Regions from separate parts of the Homo sapiens genome. Here region 2 is linked to region 1. A link is an interaction called in ENCODE POLR2A ChIA-PET data of the cell type or tissue named here. Cell type or tissue: PC-9. All regions are shown on one strand.

What was found. Peaks named below come from ENCODE experiments on the same cell type or tissue, not always from the same donor. Only the 100,000 strongest peaks of a DNase experiment are listed, where the experiment ranks them.
Region 2: POLR2A ChIA-PET joins it to region 1 with 20 read pairs; 1 of 35 experiments calls an interaction of 5 or more read pairs at or near these places.

What each region holds. Positions count from the first base shown.
Region 1 is chr12:132,443,166-132,448,165 of GRCh38, forward strand. It overlaps LOC112268102 (a long non-coding RNA gene), which reads left to right. Exons shown (of 2, transcript XR_002957440.2): 2 at 1-3,841. Among named protein-coding and RNA genes, the nearest start is that of MUC8, 29 kb to the right of the region's middle. RefSeq lists enhancers at 841-1,528, 2,216-2,903, 2,904-3,590. In PC-9, no CTCF peak of the experiment used is centred here; a DNase peak (open chromatin) is centred at 3,026; H3K4me3 peaks cover 1,950 bases; H3K27ac peaks cover 1,256 bases; H3K27me3 peaks cover 456 bases.
Region 2 is chr12:132,598,113-132,603,112 of GRCh38, forward strand. LOC105370094 (a long non-coding RNA gene) reads left to right here. Exons shown (of 3, transcript XR_001749425.2): 2 at 1,955-3,205; 3 at 3,485-3,676. Among named protein-coding and RNA genes, the nearest start is that of LRCOL1, 10 kb to the right of the region's middle. RefSeq lists enhancers at 2,819-3,354, 3,355-3,889. In PC-9, CTCF peaks have their summits at 2,490 (motif pointing right) and 2,494 (motif pointing right); a DNase peak (open chromatin) is centred at 2,509; H3K4me3 peaks cover 670 bases; H3K27me3 peaks cover 2,422 bases.

The DNA.
Region 1 (5,000 bases):
CGGATACTTCATCCATTTGTCAAATCTCAGGTATCTAATTCACCACGCCGTGGCTGTTCCGGGGGCTCCGCGTCTGTCGTCCCACATCTGCGCTGCTCCTGCCGGGAGGACACGCCCGTGCCCCACAGCGGGTCCGCTCACCACTGCTCTTTCAGGCATTACCTCCGGAGACACTCGTTCCACCTTTGTCTCTGAGAGATGTTCTTGCTGACAGGTTTCTTCTTACGACGCTGCCCTTGCGTGGGTTCACTCGCGTTGCTCCTCAGGAGAAATGAGAGCGTGTGTTTTCCTCCGGTGACCTGGAAAGGGACCTTCTGTGGCTGGCCGGGCACTCTGGCTTCCATGGGCCTCTGTCCCATTTCTTCGCCTTTCATGTCCTTGAGGCTTGTTGAGCTTCTATCATCTGTGAGTTCACAGTTGGCGTCAGATTTGGAAATTTTGGAGTCATGATTTTTTCATATCTTTTCAGTGTCTCCATGGTCGGCTCTTCTTCAGGGACCCCCATACGTATTACGGTTGTGCGTGGGGTACTCTTACACTCACGGGGGTGCCGGGCCCCTGGAACCTGCAACTCACGCAGGATGCTCTTTTAACTTACTCTATTATGTTTCCTGTTTTATACGGTGCTGTATCGTTGGCTCTGTCTTTAAGATCATTCACCTTTTCCTCCATGTGTGGTCTGTGAACCCCATCCATTGTAGCCTTGATTTCTAGAAGTTTGGTTTGCATATTTTTAAATGGTCTATGTTTCTACTTAGCTCTTTCAACACAGGGAATGCAGTCAGGATGACTGTCAGTGTCTGTCTGGCGATTCTAACACTTGTGTTAGTTCTGACCAGGATTTCGCAGTGGATTTTTCCTCCCCTTACGGGTGGGTTTTCCTGCTTCCCCGAATGTAATCTTTGAATCGATGGCAGACATTGTTAACATCGCCTTTGTTGGGTGTGGATGTTTGTGTTTATGTGGAAACATTCCTGCACCTTTTTCTGGCGTGCGGTTCAGTTACATGGAAAAGGTTTGGCCTCTCAGGTCTTATTTTAAAGTGGCCGTCAGGGCCGAATGTTCTGCCCATTTTGTCCACACTAATTATCCCTCTTTGGGGAGCAAGACCCTTGTGAGATGCCACCGCCACCCTCGGGAGGCCTCCAGGCTGGGGGACGGGCACTGTGGGCTGCTGGTGTAGGGCCGGACGCTCTCTGACAGTGTTGCCCCTGGCCTCCGGCGGCTTCCTCCCAAGCTGGGTTGGGGCTCTTCTGAACGCTCCCCTCCATGCCCTGTCCTGGGAACTTTAACCCTCTGGGCCTCCCGGAGCCCTCTGTCTCCCCTGTCCCAGGGGGTCTGCTGGGCTCCACCGGGCCCCGCCCTGAATGCAGCCTGGAGCAACGCTGGAGGCCGGGGCTAGGAAACTGTGAGCCCCGCCTTGTCTGTGTCTTTCTCAGGGATTCTCGTCCTTTCCAACCTGGTGCCCGATGTCCGGAAGCACCTCTTCTGTGTTTTCAAATGGGAGAGCGAATCCAGTCCTTTTCACTCCATTTTGGCCAGAAACAGAAGTCCTCCGTGATTTATATTTTTACTAGAATCTTTTAAAGGGGCACAAATGGGGGTGTTTTGCAGGCATACAGAAGCCCCCGTCACTCCTCCCGCCTTGTCTCTGAACCGCTGTGGGGTGGGGAGGGGTCTCTTCTCTCTCCAACCCACATCACTTTCACCCCCCGCCGGCCAAGGCTGCGTTTCCCTCGCCCCCACCCCAGTCCCCCGCGTTGGTAGTGGGATCGGTTTGGTATTCTGAGGCTTCTCTCATTTCTCCTTTATCACCATCTGCCCCACAGCAGGCAGGCCCGGAGCCTCTGCAGAAGGGGGAACCGGGTGCAGGCCCAACGCCGGTCTCTCAGTGTGGCAGCCTTGCGCGCGAGCAGAAGCAGAAGGCCTAGTTCCTACTCTGCAGCCTTGGCTGCCGGGCACGGAGAACGTTTTAGCAGAAACACCTCTGCAAAACCACTTCCTGGCCCGGGCCCAGCCAAACACCATCTTCTCCTCCACCCCAGGGCTCCGCCCCCATCTCCAGGCTCAGCCCAGCACCCCCACCCCCGAAACCCCCAGCCCCACTGCATCTGCCCTGGCCATCTGCCTCCGCCCTGCCTCGCTAACACAGTTATTAATGAGCAATTTTCCTGTAATTACAACGCAGTTATGCCAGTTACCCCGACCTGCTGACAGAGAGCATTCACTTCCATGTGGCACTAGCCCCCAGGCCTGAGAGGACGCAAACACTTGCCCCTCATTCGCTGCCCCCACCCCCACTCTGCCAGCCAGCACCACCCTCCACCCACTCTAGGCCCTTAAGAAAGGAGGGAAGGGCCGCGGGGAGGAGCTCTCAGATCCCGAGGCCCCACTCCCCCTGCAAGGAAGGCTGTGAGCTCGGCCCCAGCCCACCTGCCAGCTCCCCAAACACCTCCCACCTCCCTCCGCCGCCTCCTGAAGGGACTACACTCCCCTGGCTCCTCCAAAATCCGCTAATGAACAGCAGGCGCAGAGGCTCCGCCACCGGCGTGCTCCTGGCCTCAGCCCTCCCTGTTCTGAAACCGCCTTTGCTAAGACGGTAGTAGTGAGGAATCACGACAGTGGCAGAGGCCAACCTGACCCGCTCCACCTGCCTCCACCCCAACCCGCCCGGCTGCTTCCTGAGCGTGGGCCAAACTAACTTTGACAGGAACTTAGTTTACAGTTTAAGTTGGGAACAAAAAGGATAACAGCCCCTCCCCAAAACAGATTCCCTCCTCGCTTGGGGGGACCAGTCCCGTTGTAAAACCGACAAATAACAGCAGGATTAGGAATTCCGGCTCAGGATTCACGCAGCCAGACGCCACAGGACTCCTCCCCAGCCGCTCCTGTATATGACGTCACCGCCGTAAGACCACAGGACACCGCCCCAGCCGCGCCTGTAGATGACGTCACCATCGTAAGACCACAGGACCCTTCCCAGCCGCTCCTGTATATGACGTCACCGCCGTAAGACCACAAGTCACCGCCCCAGCCGCTCCTGTAGATGACGTCACCACAGTAAGACCACAGGATACCGCCCCAGCCGCGCCTGTAGATGACGTCACCATCGTAGGCCCACAGGACCCTTCCCAGCCGCTCCTGTGGATGACGTCACCGCCGTAGGACCTAAGATTGATGCTGGAGAGGTTCTTCAGACCCTGCGTTCTGACGGCTCCGCTGGCACCACCCAGACGGGTAAACTAGCTCTTCCGGTCTGTGGCCCTCACAGGAACCGACTCGGTGCAGGAGGACAGCTTCAGCCCCTGTGATTTCATCCCCGACCAACCAGCCAGCACTCCCCACTCCCTAGCCCCCTGCCTGCCAAACTATCTTTTAAAAAACTCCAGTTTCCAAATTTTCAGGGAGGCTGATTTGAGTAATAATAAAACTCCAGTCTCCTGCTAGCTGGCTCTGGATGCACTAGACTCTATTGCAATTCTCCTGTCCTGATAAATCGGCTGTCAGGCAAGAAGAACCCGTTGGGTGGTTACAGTTTCAAGGCTATATTCAGAGAACTATCCACTAATAAAATCTCTGTTTATGCAGTAGGTCCCACCCCACACCCTCCCTGCTCAAACTGCTGCAATCCCGGCACAGCTTTGTTGACAATGTACCCATCAGCCAACAAAATGTAACAAAATGCACTTTCTTTTAGTTATCTCCTGCTACGTAATAAACTTCCCCGGGAGGTGGAGGTTGCCATGAGCCGAGATTGCACCATTGCACTCCAGCCTGGGCAACAAGAGCAAGACTCCGTCTCAAAAATAAATAAATAAATAAATAAATAAGCCTCCCCGGAGCTTGATGGCCTAAATAGCAATCTACCGTGAGTGCTCAGGGCTCTGGAGTTGACTGGGCTGCGCTGGGTGCTTCCTGCCTAGGGTCTCCAGTGTGGTTGCAGCAAATGCAGGCTGGAGCTGTCCAGCATCTCTTTCTGAGTAGCCTCTCCACGCTCAGCTTGGACCCCCTCACAGCATGGCTGCCAGGGTCATCAAGCTTCTTGGCAGGCAGCTGGCCTCCCCTAGGACAAATCCCACAAAGCTGAGGCAGGAGTTCCAGGGCTACTAAGACGCCGTCTCAGAGTCACAGTCTGCCACCTCCAGCTCATGCCACTGGCTACACAGGCCCAGAGTCCGTGCGTCTGGGGAGGCACCATCCTGAGAAGCCATCTTACGAGTGAGAAGTGGGTGCCAGGAAATGGGGTGCCACCATGATTAGCACCCCAAATATGTGCTGTCACCTTTGGAGTCACGCAGAACCTGGGGGCCTCCAGGAGTCTACGGGGGATGGTGGGAAGGCTGGGGAGGAGGATGGGAAGGAGACCCCCGCTGAGGGCAGGCGGAGCGCTGGGGTGGCACCACCTCTGGCTGCGGGGAAGGTCGTGGCCCTGCGAGGACCTGTCTAGACAGAGGCTGAAGTTGGGGGCGGGGAGGTGGGGGGCAGGCACGTGAGGAGCCGTTGAGTTTGCAGAATCTGGAGGAATCAAGAGGGCCCAGGACAGTCTTTTAAGCCAGTACCAGGTTCTCAAAGTGAGAAATGGCCTCTGGCCTAAGGGTGAAGACCTCAAAGGCGTGGCTGAAGCAGCTTTATTGAGATTTGCAAGATTCACAAGCTATCTTTTAGACTCGATACAGTCAGGCCTCTGGGAACCTCGAGGGCGCCCTTCCGCAGCCTCCTGGGTCTCAGCCCAAGGAGACAAGAGCTTGCCCCAGCGAGCAGGTGTGGGTTAACTCAGTCACGCCCGCAGGAGACACACAGGGTTTCTGCAGAGAGCTCTGTTGTGGAAGTGCCGTCAGAGAGAGGCGGCTCGGTGTGGAAACAGGCCTCTTTATGCTCAGGAGGCAGGCTGAGAAGCTGCCCGGCCACAAGCACAGGCCACCTCTTGCAGAAGAGGGACCTTAACTCTGACCTCAGCCAAGAGCCCAGGAGACACAGCCTGGGGTCACAAAGAGTCAGCT
Region 2 (5,000 bases), 150 kb after region 1:
CCGCGCGCCCCTCCTCCTCTCCGCTCGCCCCTCCTCTCCGCTCGCCCCTCCTCTCCGCCCGCCCCTCCTCCTCTCCGCGCGCCCCTCCTCCTCTCCGCTCGCCCCTCCTCTCCGCTCGCCCCTCCTCTCCGCGCGCCCCTGCTCCTCTCCGCGCGCCCCTGCTCCTCTCCGCGCGCCCCTCCTCCTCTCCGCGCGCCCCTCCTCTCCGCGCGCCCCTCCTCCTCTCCGCTCGCCCCTCCTCTCCGCGCGCCCCTCCTCTCCGCGCGCCCCTGCTCCTCTCCGCGCGCCCCTCCTCCTCTCCGCGCGCCCCTCCTCCTCTCCGCGCGCCCCTCCTCTCCGCGCGCCCCGCCTCCTCTCCGCGCGCCCCCTCCTCTCCGCGCGCCCCTCCTCCTCTCCGCGCGCCCCCTCCTCTCCGCGCGTCCCCTCCTCTCCGCGCGCCCCTGCTCCTCTCCGCGCGCCCCTCCTCTCCGCTCGCCCCTCCTCTCCGCTCGCCCCTCCTCTCCGCGCGCCCCTCCTCTCCGCTCGCCCCTCCTCTCCGCGCGCCCCTGCTCCTCTCCGCGCGCCCCTCCTCTCCACCCACAGTCAGGATGCAGGAGGTTTCCAAGTTTGCATCCTCACTGTTGCTCTTCCTGCTCTGAGAAACCCTCCTAGCGACCAGGCTGACTGGCCTCCTCTGCTGTGAGTGAGGGTCCTGGCCTCCTGGCGTCCCTACGGTGGCCACAGCCCTCACAGTCGCTTCCTCACCTGGGCCCAGACCGCGGGCTCTCGGGACCCTTCACGGCTGAACCTCCACTGGGCAGCTGTGCGGAGACCGAGTTTCCTCCTGCAATTGCAGACTTCCATCTCCCCCGGCAGACATTACACACCAGCAAGCGCCCGCCTTCCCCCACCGCGTTATTAAAGCCACAAAGCACTTTACACGTTCCCTGGAGCTGATGGCCCCTCCGGGGACTAGAGCACTGTGCGGGGGGGCTTCATCTTGAAAAAAAATGCAAAAATTAGCCGGGCGTAGTGGCCCGCGCCTGTAATCCCAGCTACTCGGGAGGCTGAGGCAGGAGAATCGCTTGAACACAGGAGGCAGAGGTTGCAGTGAGCCGAGATCGCGCCATTGCACTCCAGCCTGGGCAACAGAGCGAGACTCTGTCTCAAAAAAAAAAAAAAAAGAAAGAAAGAAAGAAAGAAAAAGAAAAAAGAAAAAACAACCGGAAAACCAAACCAACACAACTTGTTCTTTTTTTTTTTTTTTTTTTTTGAGATGGAGTCTCCTTCTGTCGCCCAGGCTGGAGTGCAGTGGCGTGATCTCGGCTCACTGCAACCTCTGCCTCCCGGGTTCACACCATTCTCCCACCTCAACCTCCTGAGTAGCTGGGACTACAGGCGCCCGCCACCATGCCCAGCTAATTTTGTTTTTGTATTTTTAGTAGAGATGGAGTTTCACTGTGTTAGCCAGGATGGTCTCCATCTCCTGACCTTGTGATCCGCCCACCTCGGCCTCCCAAAGTGTTGGGATTACAGACATGAGCCACCACGCCCGGCCCTTTCTTTTCAGACAAGTTCCTGCTCTGTTGCCCAGGCTGGAGGGCAGTGATGCAATCACAGCTCACTGCAGCCTCGACCTCCTGGACTCAAGTGATCCTCCTGCCTCAGCCTCCCTAGTAGCTGGGACCACAAGCATGCACCACCACACCCAGCTAAGTTTTGTATTTTTTGTAGAGATGGAATCTTGGTATGTTGCCAAAGGTGGTCTCAAACCCCTGGGCTCAAGCAGTCCTCCTACCTCAGCCTCCCGAAGTGCTGGGAGCCACACTTCTTCCAGATGCTTTCAAGTTTGATGGGTTATGTTTACCTATTCTGTTCTGTCTTTTAAAAATTATCATTTTGTTAGAACTTGAGGATGAGTGGTCAAAATAACAACGATCACGTTGCGGCGTATCTGGCTTGTTCTCACTGTTAGGGTGGAAGCAACGGTTTCTCAGGATTTCGCTACAAGGATCGTCTCAGCCTTCTTGGACTGCCGTGCGGAACACCACACACCCAGCAGCTAAAATAATGACATTGAGATCCGGGTGCCAGCAGGACAAGCTCCATGAGGGCCCCCCTCTGGGTTGCAGGCAGCTGCCTTCCCAGGGCGTCCTCCCCCGGCAGGTGGGCATGGCAGGGCAGGGGGAGCTGGCACGCTCGGCTCTGTTGTCTCTTTTTTCTCACAGTGCGTGACTGTTTACCACCATGGTCACCTGGAGCCTCTTATTACAAGGGCGTGAATTCCCTTCTCGTAAGGCCCCTCACGGCCTCATCAAAACCTCAGTCACCTCCCAGAACCCCACTCCAGTCCCGTCACGCTGAGGCTCAGGGCCTGAACCCATGAATGCGAGGACACGATCAGTCCACAGCAAGGCTGTGTCCCTGAGGAGCAGGGGCGGACCCTGGCCACACTCTGGCCAGGCAGCGGCCGGGAGAGGGGGCCCATGCGGAAGGAACAGCCAGGCAGAGGCCGGGAGAGGGCGCCCATGTGGAAGGAACGGACAGGCGCACTCAGAAGCGGTGGCGTCTGACGCCCTTTCACGATGTTGTTTCGTTTTGTAATTTTCTTAGACTTCCAAATTCATAGTGAAGTTGACCCAACATGACAACAAACAGGATTCGAGGGGTTTGGACAGATGGGGGGATCATCGGTATCCTGGGGCCGGCAGCCTCACACTGATAGATGGTTCTGGAACTGCCCACCGGCAGCCCCTCTGCCATGGGTGGGTGCAGCGGGGGCTTCCCGGTTCAGTGGCTCCCCTGGCCGCGTAGACCCAGAGGTGCTTCCCTCTAGCGCACAGTGCTGCTGGCCCCGCTGTGGGCCCCCGGCCTCAACCCAGAGAGCTTCTCCAAATCAGTGGCTGTGGCCCCACCGTCTCCCGAGCGCCAGGCAGGGAACCCCTTCTGCATCCACCCTGGGGGCTGCCTGCTGGGCTCACTTTGCTCCTCCTGGAACCAGCGCACAACCCCTCACCGTAGACGCCCCTGTCCCCATGTTGGTGTGGCGTCTGCCGCCAACTGACTCTGACAAACACACGGTTGATGTTTCTGTGAAGTTTGGGAAAATAAGATCTTTTCACTGTACTGGGTCAAGACCTGTCCCTACTCGGCACGGCCCCCGTGTGCTTCCGGTATCTCTGCGGGAGGAGGAGCGCCAAGCAGCCGGGAGCTACCTGTGGGGAAGGTGAGTTGAGGAAGCTTTTCCCTGGTGTTGCTGGGCTCACCCCCGTGGGAATGGGCCCCGCGCCATGGCTCACTTCCATGGGGACGGCCCCCATTCCCTGGGTCACCCCCGTGAGGACGGCCCCCGAGCCCTGGCTCGCCCCCGTGGGGTCGGTCCCCACTCCCTGGCTCACCCCCATGGGGTCGGCCCCCACTCCCTGGCTCACCCCCGTGGGGTCGGCCCCCGAGCCCTGGCTCACCTCTGTGGGGACAGCCTGCAAACCTCAGCTCACCCACATAGGGATGGCCCCCGTGCTGGGCTCACCCATCTGACATCAACATGAAGGTAGGAGCCTGATGGTGTCTCCGACGTGTCCTGCTGGCATTGGGCAATCCTGTTTGAAGATTCCGGATCTAGACACTGGGGTGTGGGACGGCTTCAGACAGGTAGAGGTATGCGTGGAAAATTCAGTTCTCAGCAGCTTCTAATCAGGATGGAGGTTTGTTTTGACTTCTTATGGGAATCGCGTGATGGAGGCTGTGTCTGTCGCCCACACACGCCCAGGGAGGTTCACACCTGAGCAACTTGTATCCACAGAAAACATCGCTCAGCCCCATCCGTGGGAAGACTAAGTTGATTTTCCATTCTCCCATAGAAAACGTTACCAAATTGCCGTTTTGTAAACGTGATCCAAGGCTGTGCAGTCAGGAACTTTAGGGTAAAAAACGTGCTGTGCGATTCTGTGTGTGACGCCGCCTGTGTGAGCCTCCGATTCTGTGTGTGACGCCGCCTGTGTGAGCCTCCGATTCTGTGTGTGACGCCGCCTGTGTGAGCCTCCGATTCTGTGTGTGACGCCGCCTGTGTGAGCCTCCGATTCTGTGTGTGACGCCGCCTGTGTGAGCCTCTGATTCTGTGTGTGACGCCGCCTGTGTGAGCCTCCGATTCTGTGTGTGACGCCGCCTGTGTGAGCCTCCGATTCTGTGTGTGATGCTGCCTATGTGAGCTTCCTACACTCATGGTGTGCTGGGTCTTTCACCGTAAGTATGTTCAGTTTTAGGCCTAACACTGTGTTCATAATGTCATATGACTTTTCTTAAGGAAGTCGCCAAAACTATGTAACTTCAGGCTGTGCAGAGTTGACCGCGGCCAGGTGTTCCTGCCCCTGCAGGTCTCTCCTGGGGGAGCCTCAGATGGTCCGGCAGTCACAGAGATGGAAATCGTTTATGATTAGTTAGGAAAGGAAGACCCACGTGCCAGGGAAGGACTCGGGAACAAGACAAAAACAAATACACAGCAGCCCAGGCTGAAAACGGCAGGGATGGGGTGGGCTGGGGATGGAGGCATTTCCGGGAAGGTCAGGCAGATGGAATCAGAAACCGAACGAGGCAGAGAGACCCGCCCCCAGCCGCGCAGAGCCCAGTGCTGCCCTGGGGAGTCAGCGGCCAGAAGAGTTCTCGGCCTGAACCAGGGATCCTCCGAGGGGAGGGGAGGTGACCATGGAAGCTCAGCCAGGGCCTGGGGAAGGGGAAGGGGCCTGGGCTTGCGTCCCGGACGCGGGTGCCTATGTGCTGAGGACTGCCCGTGCCAGGGACAGGGAGGGAGCGATTTTTACCTGCGGTGACCACACGGGCTTGCACCCCTTTATTTGACGCCCCTGCAGTGTGGGGAGGTGACAGCAAACCCGATACTCTGGCCCTGGCCTCGCCTCCCACAGCATGGCCTGTGCCTCCCCAGGCTTCCCAGAAGGCCGCTCTGGCACGGACCCAGCCGACGCCACCTCTCTGTGACCTCCAGGTTTCCTTCAGATTTTATGCTT